Linked DNA regions of Homo sapiens: region 2 is linked to region 1. Evidence: chromatin loops called from intact Hi-C (ENCODE). Cell type or tissue: heart left ventricle. All regions are shown on one strand.

Region 1 (8,000 bases):
CTTTGTGGCTGTAAGATACCAAATCATAAACAAGACCTAGGACCAGGCAAGGCACAAGTTAAATTATGCCCGAAGGCCACTGGTGTTGCTAAACAGGTCATATTGTGGCTGGCTCTGACATCATTATTTTAACTTAAACATCCCTTTCTGTTAACTCCAAGTTTTTAGACAAACTTTTGTTCCTTTAACTGATTGCCAATTAAAGGATATCTGAATATCAGAATTCACCTATGACTTGTAAGCCCCCTGCTTTGAGATATCCTGCCTTTTGGGGCAAAACCAATGGGTACCTTCCCTATATTGATTTATGTCTTTGCCTGTAACTCCTGCCTCCCTGAAATGTACAAAACCAAACTGTAATCTAACCACCTTGGGCACACTTTCTCAGGACTCCTTGAGACTGTGTTTCCCTAGGCTATGGTCACTCAGACTGGATCAGAATAAACCTTGTTAAAATATTTTACAGGGTTTGATTTTTCCATTAACAAAATAAAGCAGCCAGACACGGTGGCTCACACCTATAATCTCAGCACTTTGGGAGGCTGAGAGAGGAGCATTGCTTGAGTCCAGGAGTTTGAGGCTGCAATGAGCTATAATTGTACCACTACTTCAGCCTGGGTGACAGAGTGAGACCCCGTCTCATTATATATATATTATATATATATAAAATATATATATAATTAAAAATATCTCAGAGTATGCTTAAGCAAAATAATAATAAATTAAAAATAAATAAAACTAAGCAAGAGGAGGCATTGAGAAGACCAAGATGACAAAGGACCACGATCCAAGGAGTATGATTAATTTGAACGTTTGCACATGAAGTCCAAAAGGAAAAATAAAATGAGAAGGAAGGTGAGAAGGCAGGGAAAACACATTCCTCAAGCCTACAATCATGCCTGTTTCTGCCTCTCCTCATCCCACACGGCAGGTTGATATTTGGAAGACCAGTTTGTCTTTTTAGCCCTTAGGTCTCCTTCCCACTGCCCCTCCCTGGCTCCATGAAAGAGACCCAAGCTTGGCTGACGTGGAGGTGGGGAAGGTTTGGTGGTCCAAAGATGAATTGACAGGTGTAAGCATCCCCTTTCCTCCCCTTCCCACAACTGGCTAGATGCATGGCCTCAGGCCTCTGCTTCTTCTTGAGGAAAGTGTGGGAATTGGTCTTCTCCGAGGCCCCTCCTAGCTGCCTCACACTCTGACTTGAAACCGCTCAGGCCATCTTAACCCCAATCAACTTTCTCTGGGCCCAGCAAGTGCCAGGCCCTGAGTGTGGCTGCCATAGTCAGTCATGTGAGCTGTTGGTAGGGACCACCCTCTTTTGCAGGTGGAAAGGGTGGACAGGTTGTTCTTTCAAAGATGACCTCAATTGGCCTAAAACCTGGAGAGGAATCCAAGGAAGGTTAATTTTTTCTCAGGAAGCTGCCCTTTAGACAGTTTCAACCATCTTTTTGATATTTCAGCATTTCCAGTGCCAACTGGAGACCAGTTGACTCCGGAGGGGGGTATTTCTTAAGGGGTGTAGTCAATTTTTAAAAATCCAAACAAAACTCAGAGAAGAGGAAGCCAAGGGTTGCAGGTTGCAGGGAAGAGAGTAAAAAGCCCGTTTTGTTTTAACTCCATTTAAGTACTTGGCTTCTTTCAAATAAATACCAGGAATAGCACTTGCCAGAATTCAACTTCAATAGCACATATGTGTGAGTTTCAGCCCAAAGTGCTGTATTGGAAAGGCTGGCAACTCTTCTACGAGAAATTTCCCTCACCAGGATGTGTAGAAGACTGATTTCCATTATTTACATTACAGCAGGGACACTTTCCCATTCTGTTGCACTTGGGAAATAAGGAGCTGGAAATCTTTTAATTAAACAACTTGTTTTGTTTTGGTGACTAGCTCAGTGGAACCAGTACTGAAGGGAGGGTGTGGTGGAAGGTGGGGCTTTGCAGGCGGCACCCTGGCCAGTGGGCTCAGTGGTGTGGCTGGCAGAGTTTACTTCTTGAACCTGCAAAATGACTTGGCTTCAAAGTCACCTCGGTGAAAGTCAATTTGCTCTGGTGGAATTGAATTCAGAGATTAGAGGCACCACTGTCTCATGGAAATTTACAGGTGACACATGCTCTACAGGAGGGCAATGCTTTTTCTTTCTTAGCATCCCCACTCAGTTTAGAATAACAAGCAACATTAGCTACAGGGGAAAATAAATAAGTTCAGGAATGCAAACTACTTTTCCTAATTTACTGGGAAAGAACCTCTTTTCAGTATATAAATCAGGCCTTGTTGGGTTTTTTTTTTTCCATTTAAAAAAATTACAAAAACCAAATGTATCATTTGAAAAAAACACAACTATTAAGTATGTGTTGCTTTTAATTAATCAACTCAAGTCTTCCAAGCTACTAGCAAACAAAATGTGCATATATACTGGTACATTTAAGCAAGACTGTAACAAACATGCCATCTGTTTACAGTAACTTGATGTGAGTCCTACATATGCTGGCACACAAGGGGATGACCCAAGAGCTGTATTGGCTGGAATTTGCACCATTCGGACCCTGCATTTTTAGGAAGTGTGAGAAGTCATGCAGGCTTACTGGCCTTTAGAGAGACTTTAAATAGCTCTCCCCAAGCCAGCAGAGATGGCATATGCAACCTGGCTTGAGGTGCAAAGAACTGCCTGCAGAGGGCCGCCTGCCAGCAAGCGCACACACACGCACACCTGCTGCGCACGCTTGGCACGGCCAGTGGCGCTGGGTCCATCTCAGTGAAAAGCCCTCAGTCCTCTGCTTGATTCTTTTATGAAAACAGCACTGGGTAGCACTAGGGGAGGTCCCAAAGCTGCTTAAGTGGGATCAAACAAAGGTTCCAGGAGCATGTGTGCTCTTCAGAACGCAGGTTTCTTAAAGAAAAGGGAGGAAATTCAGTGATTGAATAGTTTGGGAGGTGCTGCAACCAGTCTGCTCCTCTAGAAAATGCATGGTGTTCATACACTGCCATAGTGGAGGGCCTGCAGCAAGGAACTCTGCTTAACTTTGTTTATAAAATAAAAATGCTTTTGAGCGGGGGACGGGAGAGTCCCCTGATCTGGAGAAAAGTAACCACTCCCTAAAAAATGGCCAGAGGAGCTCCCAGACAGAAATCCCATCCTACTTCTTCCTGCTTTGGTAAGGAAACAGGCACAGGGGAATGCACATCGTGTGGCATCTGGGGAGACTGGAGCCCCTACCCAGTGGTTCCCTGGTAAAGGTCTTGAAGATGAAAATTGCCCACTTGAGACCAATAGGAACTCCCATGCTTGGTTCAGCCCTGACTGGTAGAGATTTCCGCAAAGCTTCATTCAGAAGCTTGGTCTGGAGGTGAGGAGGGGCCTGTTTGAGCTCTCTGTCGATGACCAACTCTTCCCAGTTGACCAGGACTCTCCCAGGGTTAGCACTCAAAGTCCTGAATTCCAGGAATCTCCTCACACCTGGGCAAACCTGGACATTTGGTCACCTTAGCTCTCTCAGAAAAAAGACAAAGCATTCAATCCAATCTAGTTTTTAAAAGAAAATAAGAACTAGAGGTCTGTCCACAGGAGCTGCACAAGATTGCCTTTAACCTGGGTAATTCACCCTCTGCTTATTTTTGTTGCCTTTTAATCTGTTTCCTGGTAGTAAATCTCAGAGAAGAAAATGTACCGTGTGTTTGCCTGGGGCTGGGTGGGGCGTGGTAGCTGGGGACAGCTGGCTCAGAAGCCAGGGAAATCTCTTAAGGTGAGAGAAGCTGGTTGCACCCTGGGGCCTGTGGAAAGAAACAGCAGGCCAGCTGGTCTGGGCCCTAAGTGCCCCCCTTCCCCAGAGGCTGCTTAGCCCAGCCCTCTTCTACAGGGCTTCAGCCTGCAAGGGCCTTTCCCTGCTCCCTTCACTTCAAACCTTCTTCCCCACAATGCACTGGAGTGGATTAATTCCATGCTTTGCACTGTTTCACGCTGGGGAGGGAGTACGGCTCTGGGAAAAACATTAAAATGTGTTCTTGGCTCTTTTCACACCACACTTCTTTTCCTTGCTCCTTCTCTTCTTTCATCTTTGCTCCTTCTCTTCTTCCATCTTTGCCTTCTATCATTTTTATTTTTCTCTTCTAGGACTCAATTTTAAGTCCCACCACCGTCAAGCCCAAGTGCCACTACCGCCCCCTTGTGTTTTCTTGATGGAAGAACGCAGCCCCAGGGCTGCCCACACACCTGGAGAAAACTAGGGGTGGAAAGGTGTGATACATTTTCTTACCCATCATAAGGGGCACAGCTGACACTCCTATAGGAAAAGACAGGTTAACAAGAGGAAAGTGTAACAAATTATTTGAATCAAAGTTTTACATAGCGCAAGAGCCTTCACAAATGAAGACCCAAAGACCCAGAGAAAACCATCTATTTGTATGCTTACGTTCCATGAAGAGTGGACAACTATGTCAAAATGTGAGTGGACAAGGGGTGTGATCTAATGGCGATAGACCGAGGCAGGGGGACCCAGCCAGGTATGTCCAGACTCTTTTTGGCCTCTCTATGTAGGCTTTCTCCCCCGTATGGGGCAGAATCTTTCTGGAAAGAGAAAGGGAAGAAGGGAAAGAGTGACCTTTTCAGACTTTATGGCTTGCTTTGGGGAAGAGGGATCTTAGCTTTATGACCCACTGTTGCGGGAAGTCAGGGACCCCGAACGGAGGGACCGGCTGAAGCCATGGCAGAAGAACGTGGATTGTGAAGATTTCATGGACATTTATTAGTTCCCCAAATTAATACTTTTATAATTTCTTATGCCTGTCTTTACTGCAATCTCTGAACATAAATCGTGAAGATTTCATGGACACTTGTCACTTCCCCAATCAATACCCTTGTGATTTCCCATGCCTGTCTTTATTTTAATCTCTTAATCCTGTCATTTTATAAGCTGAGGAGGATGTATGTTGCCTCATGACTCCGTGATGATTGCGTTAACTGCACAAATTATAGAGCATGTGTGTTTGAACAATATGAAATCTGGGCACCCTGAAAAAAGAACAGGATAACAGCAATGTTCAGGGAACAAGAACCCACCTTGGAGAAGGGGGATTTTGGTTTCTATGATTTGCTTCAGGGGGAGAAAGAAGACAGGAGAAGATCAGAGGAGAGACTGCTTCTGAGGCCACGTCTGAGGCCTTCCAATCTCCTCCTTTAGTTCAAAGTACTCAGCGTGCCAAAGCACCATACTTTGGGGTAATGTTTTTTTGAGCCCCAACAGAACCAAAGACTGGATGTATGAACAGTTGTGAATAGCTAGAATGCCGATTGATTAAATAGGGTTGGCAGGCCAGGCATGGTGGCTTGTGCCTGTAATCCCAGCACTTCGGGAGGCTGAGGCAGGAGCGTTGCTTGAGCTCAGGAGTTCAAGACCAGCCTGGGTAACACAGTGAGACCCATCTCTACAAAAAAATAAAATATTAGCTGGACATGGTGGAATGCTCCTGCAGTCCCAGCTACTTGGGGGGCTGAGGCAGGAGAATTGCTTGAATCCAGGAGGTCAATGGCGTAGTGAACAATGATCATACTACTGCACTCTAGCCGAGCAACAGAGAAAGACTCTATCTCAAAAATAAATAAATAGGGTTGGCAAAAGAAACACATGCCAACTGAGGTGAAATTCAGACTGGGTGGCCTGAATGGCATCTGGGAAGCCAGAAAGTCTTGGGTAACTGAGGAATTCCCTAAGAGAGAACATCTTGATCTTGTCTATGTACAATGAGCCAGAGAGGGTCTTTATCTTCAGCTCTGATAAGCACATAAGGGCAGGGACTGTGTCTGTCTTAATATTGAATTTTTAATCCTTAGCACAGCACTTAGTCCATATTTACTGAGAGCTGTATGAGAGTCAGATTTATATCGTAATTACATTATTGTAATTACACATGAACAGAGAACACTATCATGTTTTTACTATGTGCAGGGCACTGTTCTATATATTTTGTATGTATTATTTTGCCTGTTTGTCACAAGCACCCTATAAACTCTCTCTCCCATTTTACAGACAAGGAAAGTAAGGCTGAGAATATGTAACTCACCCAGGGGAACTGGCAGAGTCAGTATTTGAATCCAGGCTGTCTGGTTCCTGAGCTCTCTCATGGACTCTTCCATTAAATGTCTCTCATTTATATGTGTCTATATTTTGTCACAATGCAAAAGCATCTGCTGTTAGCAAAATAAAATGCACTTTTTTTTTTTTTTTTTTTTTGAGATGGAGTTTCGCTCTTGTTGCCCAGTCTGGAATGCAGTGGTGCAATCTCAGCTCACTGCAACCTCCGCCTTCCATGTTCAAGTGATTTTCCTGCCTCAGCCTCCCAAGTACCTGCGATTAAAGGCGTCCGCCATCATGCTCCGCTAATTTTTTGTATTTTTAATAGAGATGGGGTTTCACCATGTTGGCCAGGCTGGTCTCAAACTCCTGACCTCAGGTGATCCACCCTCCTTGGCCTCCTAAAGTGCTGGGATTACAGGAGTGAGCCACTGTGCCTGGCCAAAATACACTTTTTAATCTAAAAAAATGATACATTATGGTTTACACTTGAGTACTCAAAACTAGCTAGAGTTTTTAAATATTCTTAACTGCTAAATACTACCATCAAATAATGCGTATGTATATAATTTAAATTAAACTAAATTTGGCCTGAGGTTGCCCTTATACCGTGAGTCCCTATATAATGAATTGCAACTTAACTTAGTACATAAGCAAACTGAAAGCCTAATTTAGGAGTATATTTTTTGTAACATCTAGCTGAGTCTCAGCCAATCACAGGCTGCCAACTGATCAGACAGATCATGCCCAGTTAAGGCAAACACAGAGCTGTAACCAATTGAGTGGATTCTGTATCTCACTTCCATTTTCTGTCTATAAATGCCCCAGCTTAAGGACAGCAGCTGTCAGAACTTCTAAGGGTCCTGAAGGCTGCCCGATTCTCGAATCATTCTTTGCGCAAATAAACTCTGTTAAATTTAATTTGTCAAAAGTTTTTTCTTTTAATGAGGTAAAGGACAATGTTTTGATAAGTATTAATGCACATTTATTTTACCTTTCTGAGAGCCACGCCTTTTACCTAGTTGGCCCCAGACCAATTTGCCTTGGAAAAAGGGATGTGCAGCACTGGGGGATTTGGTGAATTACAGTGTGAATGCAGAGAAAGACAAGACAGCATTTAGATTCTGATGTGTGAAAGATAATTAAGATTTTTTCCAATTAATCTCCCACTCCATCCCACCCCCTACACCTTAACATAGGAAGGCCAATCCTGGGTAACCCAGCTCACATAGTTCTGCTGGGGAGAGTAGACGTGGTATCAGAGTGAAAGCTTGAGATGTGTCGCCAGGTGATAGAAGGGGAGAAAGTCGACTCTTCTGGCCCAAGGGGATTGTGAACAGTCTTGGAGAAGGAGGTAGACCAGAATGGGTTGTGTGTGCCCAGATTTGGGCTTTATTTGTCTTTGGCTCAAGTAGAGGGGAAGGAAAAAGCCAAGGGCAGAGGAAGGGCTCTTCTAAACCAAGATACTCCTTAGGATATTGAAAATCTCTCTGGATCAGTTCTCAGACCTGCACAGCTCAACCTGGGAGGCAGCCATGCCAAATGTACTCTCACTACAGAGAGAGGCCCAGGGTGGAATGATCCTGGGCTGCCTGCACATCCCACATCGCATGGATGCTGAGCTGAGAGCCATGGGGCTTTCCCCGAGCCTGCCGTTGGCGGGTGGAAGGGATTTCAGGATTGAGGCTGGAATTGGTGGAGGTCTTTGGGAGCAGAGGACCACCAGGATGGCAGGCTGAGTGGAGGATGGGCCGGGGCTGAGGGGTCTAAAGTAGTGAGGATTGAGTTAATTTGGGGGGTGTCGGGGTAAGCCAGAATGTGGCACCCAAGCAGTGCCCAAACCAAGAAAGACCAGATAATAGTTTACACTAGTTGTAGAATTCAGCCATGAATGCCAGCAAAGCAAGCAGCCACTTACTCCCCCAGACATCTAG
Region 2 (8,000 bases), 270 kb before region 1:
GAGTTCCAGTTTGGGATGATGAAAAATTTCTGGAGGCCAGGCGTGGTGGCTCATGCCTGTAATCCCAGTACTTTGGGAGGCCAAGGCAGGCAGATCACCTGAGGCCAGGAGTTCGAGACCAGCCTGGCCAACATGGCAAAACCCTGTCTGTACTAAAAATATAAAAATTAGCCAGGCATGGTGGCCCATGCCTGTAACCCCAGGTACTCAGGAGAATGAGACAGGGAGAATTGCTTGAACCCGGGAGGGGGAGGTTGCAGTGAGCCAAGATCGCACCATTGCACTCCAGCCTGGGCAACAAGAGTGAAACTCCATCTCAAAAAAAAAAAAAAAAAAAAAAAAAAAGTTCTGGAAATGAATAGTGGTGATGGTTGCATGATAATGTAGATATACTTAATGCCACTGAACTGACACTTAAAAGTGGTTAAAATGGCCAATCATATGTATTTTTTAACCAGCTTAAGAAAACACGCAAAATGTTGTTTCTCTCTGTTGGAACTTTGAAACTCTGTATAGCAGTGAATCTGAGGTTATTTCTAATAATACGATGTCTAAAAACTGGTCTTACTGTGGAAAATCAAAGCATATTGGTAGAAAAGGCATATCGAGATGATTTCAGCAGCAAATAGCAGAAGGCAACACAAAATGGCTTAAATAATAAGGAATTTATTATCTCACACAAGGAAAAATGTAGGGGGTGGGAGCACCTGTAGGGTTTGTGAACTCAGGCAAAGTGATGTCATTGGTGCTGTTTCCTCTTCTCCCCGTAGAATGTTCTCTTGGAGGAAACTCTGCTCTTTGCTACAAGGTGGCTGCCGTCATCCTACTATCATATGCAGATTCGGTAACATCCAGCAGCAGAAGAGAAGCTGCCGCTTTGCGCATCTCTTTTTGATAGTGAGGAATGCTTTTTCTAGAAGCCTTCCAGCCGACTTCCTCTCATCTCTCATTGTCCAATACTGGTCACATCCCGATCCTTAAACCAATCATGAGCACAAGAAATGGGACCACCACAGGTTACTGCATAACTAGTTAGGATCATCTGAGGCACTTGGGTTGGGGAGGACACTGGAACAGAAAAAGGAATATGCCACATGGGGAAAGGCAACATAGACGACCAACGGGACACAGCCAGGCCTTGAAGTTCACTGGAAGCATAATCCTGGGTGACTTGCATTAATATCTCTGAGCCTCAATTTCCACAACTGTGAACTGAGGATAACAATACCCCCTGCACCCAATTAGGTGGCTGGGAGAATTGAGAGAATGTTTGCAAAGCACCTAATATAGTGATTTATACACATTACTGTACTGAATATCATCTCATTGCTGACATACACAATAATGCTTCATAATAATAGCTATCATTACTGTTTTTCTTCTCCCAAAAGGGAGAACACACAATTTCTTGGTTATCTTTTTAGCTTACCCATGGAGGTAAACACTCAGAAAATAAATGGCATCTAGATAAAGAACCGCTGCAGGTTGTGGAATCCAATTCTGTGTCAACAAGCGTCCTAGGACATATTCGCTTGTAGGGCTACCATGATAAAATGCCACAGACTGGGTAGTTTAAACAGCAGAAATTTATTGTCTCACAGTTCTGGAGGCCAGAACCTTGAAATCAAGGTGTCAAAAGGATTGGTTTCTTCTGAGGGCTGTGAGGGAAGGATCTGTTCCAGGCCTGTCTCCTTGGCTTACAGACTGCTGCCTGCTCCCTGTCTTCACATCATCTCCCCTCTGTATTTGTCTACGCCCGTAATTTCCTCTACTTATTTATTTATTTTATTTTGAGACAGAATCTCACTCTTTCACCCAGGCTGGAGTACAGTGGCATGATCTCGGCTCACCGTAACCTCTGCCTTGCGGGTTCAAGTGAATCTCCTGCCTCAGCCTCCCAAGTAGCTGGGATTACAGGCACCTGCCACCATGCCCAGCCAATTTCCTCTACTTATATGAACATCAGTCCTACAGGATTAGAGCCCACCTTACTGACCTGATCTTAATTCGATGATCTCTGTAAAGACCCTAATCTCCAAACATTCTGAGGTACTGGGGGTTAGAACTTCAACATCTGAATTTTAGAGGAAATAATTCAACTTGTAACATAAGGTGAAGATTGGCATTGGGAAGTCTATATTCCTTAAAACCAAGAGTGAGAACTCTCATGACATGTCATAACCATTTACCCTACCCACACCCATCCCCTTCTCTAATCTCTGTTTTAAATGAATTTGGAAAATAATCCTAAATCTCACACTGACAGAGCTGGATCAACTGGGTTGTAATAGACTTGTGAAGAGACAATTTAGAGAGAATTTCCCTAGAGGGGCTACAGGAAACACGACTCTGAAAGAGAGAATAGAAAGTCCCAACTGGTCATTTTAAATGATTTTTTTTTTTAATTTTTTTTTTTTTTATTATACTCTAAGTTTTAGGGTACATGTGCACATTGTGCAGGTTAGTTACATATGTATACATGTGCCATGCTGGTGCGCTGCACCCACTAACGTGTCATCTAGCATTAGGTATATCTCCCAATGCTATCCCTCCCCCCTCCCCCGACCCCACCACAGTCCCCAGAGTGTGATATTCCCCTTCCTGTGTCCATGTGATCTCATTGTTCAATTCCCACCTATGAGTGAGAATATGCGGTGTTTGGTTTTTTGTTCTTGCGATAGTTTACTGAGAATGATGGTTTCCAATTTCATCCATGTCCCTTCCTTACACCTTATACAAAAATCAATTCAAGATGGATTAAAGATTTAAACGTTAGACCTAAAACCATAAAAACCCTAGAAGAAAACCTAGGCATTACCATTCAGGACATAGGCGTGGGCAAGGACTTCATGTCCAAAACACCAAAAGCAATGGCAACAAAAGCCAAAATTGACAAATGGGATGTAATTAAACTAAAGAGCTTCTGCACAGCAAAAGAAACTACCATCAGAGTGAACAGGCAACCTACAACATGGGAGAAAATTTAAATGATTTTTTTTTTAAGACAAAGTCTCACTCTGTTGCCCAGCCCAGACTAGAGCACAGTGGGTCACTGCAACCTCTACCTCCTGGGCTCAAGCGATTCTCCCACCTCAGGCTCCCAAGGAGCTGGAATTACATGGAGCCTGGAGCAACTGAGTTGTAACAGATTTGTGAAGAGACAATTTAGGGATAATTCTCCTAGAGGGGCTATAGGAAACATGACTCTGGAAGAGAAAATAGAAAGTACTGACTGGTCATTTTTAAATGAACTTTTTTTTTTTTTTTTTTTTTTTTTACGACGGAGTCTCACTCTCTTCCCCAGGCTAGAGTGCAGTGACGTGATCTCGGCTCACTGCAACCTCTACCTCCCGGGCTCAAGTGATGCTCCCACCTCAGCCTCCCAAGTAGCTGGGATTATAGGCACTCAACACCACACCCAGCTAATTTGCGTATTTTTATATGTTGGCCAGGCTGGTCTTGAACTCCTGACCTTAGGTGGTCCACCTACCTCTGCCTCCCAAAGTGCTGGGATTACAGGCAGGAGCCACTGTGCCCGGACCATTTTAAATGAACATTTATTAAGCACTGAATGCATGCAGAGCATGAACACTTTATTCTGCATGATGCTGTGGGGTGTGGGTGTGCATGGGTGGATGAGATGGAAAAATAACAGCTCAGGATCTACTGACCATTACAAATGTGTGAACAGCTAACTATGAGATAAAGCAGAATGCAAGTGCAAAATAAAACAACAAACAATGTGTTATAAGAGTGCAAAGAAGGTAAAAATGAATCTGGTTGGGGAAATTTGAGTGAGCTTTGAAGGGGAGAAGGTCAAGGTGAGAGGCAGAGACATAAATGCCCCAGAAACTTTGAAATTACTGTATCTTTTGGGATTGACAAGTACAAATGTGGGTTGCGCTGCTGCATAAGGAAAGGTACAAAGGAGCTGTGAGAGTGAGGATAAGGAGGAGCAGATTGACTTGAAATCATGGGGGAGATATGGGGTCCTAAAGTACTGTGAGCCGCAGTGTCAGGCACCCTGAGCTAAAATAGGAATGGCTTGGAAGAGACTGAGATGCATTTTAAGGCAAATCAAGTGCAATTGCCTGTATACTTTGGTCTATGGGAGGAAGCAGTGCAGCAATTAGGGGAAATAGCTTTGGGTTCGGCAGACCTGAGTCAAGTCCACGTTCACCATTTACTGGTTACATCATATTGGGAAAGATGCTTAAATTCTCTAGGCATTTGTTTTCTCATCTGTAACGTGAGGATAATCATATTACTTCTAGTGTTCTTGCAAGGACACGTATGGAAACACACACACAATCTGGTACATACACTCAATAAATGTTTGCCAATAAAAAAGAAATTATAGTAATCTATTAATTTTGGATATGGTTGCTATCCTGAAGTTCCCTTGTCCTGTAGCAGAATAATTTGTGTCCTTTAAAACAATCAAATCTGCTGTGAACATTTAAGGAGTTGTGGAGATAGAAGGAAAAGGGTTGAGAAATGAGCAAGGGGTCTTTACTCCATGCCCTCTCCCAGCACACTTCACCCACTGGGAAGGCAGGGAAGGAACAGCAGAGGAGAAACACTGCAGTTAGAATCAGAGGAGGTGGGTTTGTGGAGACACGTCTTACTTGGCATTTCCCTGTGCTGACCTCCTCAAGGTCTGACCTGGCTGATGTGCAGAGGCTGCCACTTCTCTTCTTGACCACTAGAGGGTGGACTGACTTGAGCCCCTAGATCCAGGTGCAGCAGAAACAGACGTTTGGATTCCTTGAGTTTGAATGATGAGGGCAGGCGCAGTGGCTGAAAGCAGAGACAGTGGGGAGGAAGAACTGCGTGAAGCTAGGTCTGGACCTGGGGCAGGTACAGGGGTGCTAGGTCCACTTGGATGAGGTGCAGGTGGATTACAGAAGAATAGATCCTGGAGAAACTGGAGCCAGATTCTGCAGACCAGCAGAGGGCAAGACATTGGATTCAGACTTGGGGGTCTCAAAAAACAGTGGTGGGACCTCCTGGCTCTTTTGTTCCTTTTCTCCTTTCTCAAAGTGGCACCATTCCATGATCTGGCAGCTGGAGCAGCAGGAGGGGAGGGGCCAAGTGGATGCCAGGAACCTGATAGCCAATGGAAAGGAAAGATAAGGAGGACAGTTGGAACCGCATGGGTGACAGAAGGTGACCTGGAGGGAAGGTGAGTAGGACAGATGGTGGAGGTGGCAGACAGTGGGGTGAGAGGGGAGCTCCACATCCAACCCTTCCCTGGCTGATCACATGTGGTCACTCCAATCCATTAGGGAGGGCGAACACTGTCTTGTGTTGATTGTACAAGGAATGGAGCTCAGTGTATGATGATTCTCCTCTATCGTACTTATAGCAAAGACACCAGCAATTTGCTAGTGGATGTGAGGATCTTACTCAACCCCGAACTGCACAAACATGATAAGAACACAGCAGATACCTGCTGCTTAGGAGGGTGTCCAGAGGACTTTGGCATCATAGTCTGAGCTGATGTTTAGCCAGGACACACACCATAAAGGCCATACTGATTGTGTATGGTCATTGCCCAAAATGATAGGTGGAGGTCTGCGCCTGCAGGTTGTTAAACATGTTGCATGGTGACCGACCATCGCCCTTGGCAATGGTCACATCATTCTAGCCAACTGTTTTGGAATGTGTGTTGTGCATATCGAAGATGAGGTTAAAAAAATAGAGAGGCGGGGTGTGTTGACTCACGCCTGTAATCCTAGCACTTTAGGATCACTTGAGGTGGGTGGGTCACTTGAGGTCAGGAGTTCGAGACCAGCCTGGTCAACTGGTGAAACCCCATCTCTATTAAAAACACAAAAATTAGCCCGGCGTCGTGGCACATGCCTGTAATCCCAGCTACTCAGGAAGCTAAGGCAGGAGAATTGCTTGAACCCAGAAGGCCAAGATTGCGCCACTGCACTCCAGCCTGGGCGACAGAGGGAGACTCCATCTCAAAACCCAAAAAAAAAAAAAAAAAAAAGAAAGAAAGAAAATAGAGATGGCTTTGTTCAATCCACCACTACTTTTAGAAAAGCAATTTGGATTATTTCCTATTCAAATCTTTTGAGGTTTCCAAAATACTTCAGTATTTTGTTCTAGATGAAGTTTCATTGTCCTAAGTAGCACTGGGCTCTAAATAGGAAAGAGATTAGACAATATGTCAAATTAATACCTTTTGCATCCAGAACATCTTACCAGAATAAGAAGTCTGTGGGATTGGTTTATATAGGGCCCCAAAATAAGAACAGTTTTGAAGTGTGCACTATATTAAGCAATCATTACTAGTAAACTTTTTGAGGCTAAATAAACTTTAAGACTTTTTTTTGTTTTTTTTTTTTTTGAGATGGAGTCTCGCTCTGTTGCCCAGGCTGGAGTGCAGTGGTGTGATCTCGGCTCACTGCAGCCTTAGCCTCCCAGGTTCCAGCCATTCTCCTGCCTCAGCCTCCCTGGTAGCTGGGATTACAGGCACATGCCACCACACCTGGCTAATTTTTACATTTTCAGTAGAGACGGGGTTTTACCATGTTGGCCAGGCTGGTCTCGAACTCCTGGTCTCAGGTGATCCACCTGCCTTGGCCTCCCAATGTGATAGGATTACAGGTGTGAGCCACCATGCCTGGCCTAACTTTAAGACTTCTTAGACTTTTTAAGACTATATATACTTTAAGGTGGCTAATATCACATAAGGGAAAAGTAAATTGGCAGATCAATTTGGTCTGCAAATTTTAAACATCTATTAGGAAGGATGATAACGTGTTCGGTTAAAGACGACTTTGTGGCTTATTATTGACAGCTTGTGAAAATTGTCTAAACATGGGATCCCACTTCAATGCTTTTAAACAGTTTATTGAGGTATAATTTACATACCATAAAATCCACTCGTGTTAAGTGTAGAATTCAATGATTTTTAGTAGATTTACTGGGTTGTGCAACTACCACCCTAATTCAGTTTCAAGGTGCAATTTTAACATGTAAAATTCAAACACGTTGAGTAGAAAAGTCACTCTCAGTATTGGACTGGATTAGGATCTGTAGTGATAATCAAGCACTGAATAGGGTTTGCTTGTTTCCTCCTCCCGATTTCTCTCTCTCTCTGCCTTCTTGCCCCACTGTCCGCCTTCTTCTTAGCGTGTTAGGTGCTGAGGATACAAGTTGAAAGATGATCTCTGCCCTCCCAGATCAGGAAGACAGTAATGAAAAGCGACTGAAGAGATCATCACATTCTTTTGTGAAAGTGTCATCCCCGACAGAAGGGCTGCCCTGGGTATTATGGGATCACATTAATCTCAGCTCCATGCCAGGTTCTGGGAGATTTAAGGGCTCAGCTCAATAAACATTTATTGGGCACCTGTGCTCCATGCTGCAGGTACAAAGATGAAGAACTCATCCCTGCCCCAATGTAAGCAACTCTAATACAACCTCAGGTGACTCAGCATCAATCAATGTTATAGATCTGACTGTCCCTGTAACCCAGTTCCAGCATCTCGACCTTTGCCCGCGGGGAAGTGCAGACACCCCCCACTTGTTCCCTCTGATGATGGCAACAGGCTTTCCCTATTTACTGGCATGACACTGTGCTTTTCTTCCTGCAGTTTTCAGCTCAGAAAATGCCTCCTCAGGGAGGCCCTCCCTGGCCACTGATCTAAAATTTCCCCCCCAACACACAGACTTCATAATGCCCCACCCCCACTTTTTCTTTTTCTTTTTCTTTTTTCTATTCTTTTTTTTTCTTTTTTCTTTTCTTTTTTTTTTTTTTTGAGACAGAGTCTCGCTCTGTCGCCCAGGCTGGAGTGCAGTGGTGTGAGCTCCGCTCACTGCAAGCTCCGCCTCCCGGGTTCACGCCATTCTCCCGCCTCAGCCTCCCGAGTAGCTGGGACTGCAGGCGCCCGCCACCTCGCCCGGCTAATTTTTTGTATTTTTAGTAGAGACGGGGTTTCACCGTGTTAGCCGGGATGGTCTCGATCTCCTGACCTCGTGAT

The links. A loop is a pair of places that touch in the nucleus more often than their neighbours do. Peaks named below come from ENCODE experiments on the same cell type or tissue, not always from the same donor. Only the 100,000 strongest peaks of a DNase experiment are listed, where the experiment ranks them.
Region 2: a loop joins it to region 1, with 7 times the contacts of the local background. A loop is called at or near these places in 88 of 110 quality-filtered maps.

The regions. Positions count from the first base shown.
Region 1 is chr18:61,632,158-61,640,157 of GRCh38, reverse strand. No RefSeq gene overlaps it. Among named protein-coding and RNA genes, the nearest start is that of LINC01544, 110 kb to the left of the region's middle. RefSeq lists an enhancer at 4,198-4,247. In heart left ventricle, a CTCF peak has its summit at 4,167 (motif pointing left); a DNase peak (open chromatin) is centred at 4,167; H3K27ac peaks cover 1,194 bases.
Region 2 is chr18:61,898,263-61,906,262 of GRCh38, reverse strand. LOC105372159 (a long non-coding RNA gene) reads right to left here. Exons shown (of 3, transcript XR_935562.3): 2 at 4,629-4,800; 3 at 647-1,068. It overlaps LOC112268209 (a long non-coding RNA gene), which reads left to right. Exons shown (of 3, transcript XR_002958202.1): 2 at 5,044-5,185. Among named protein-coding and RNA genes, the nearest start is that of RNF152, 9.3 kb to the right of the region's middle. In heart left ventricle, a CTCF peak has its summit at 4,698 (motif pointing right); no DNase peak of the experiment used is centred here.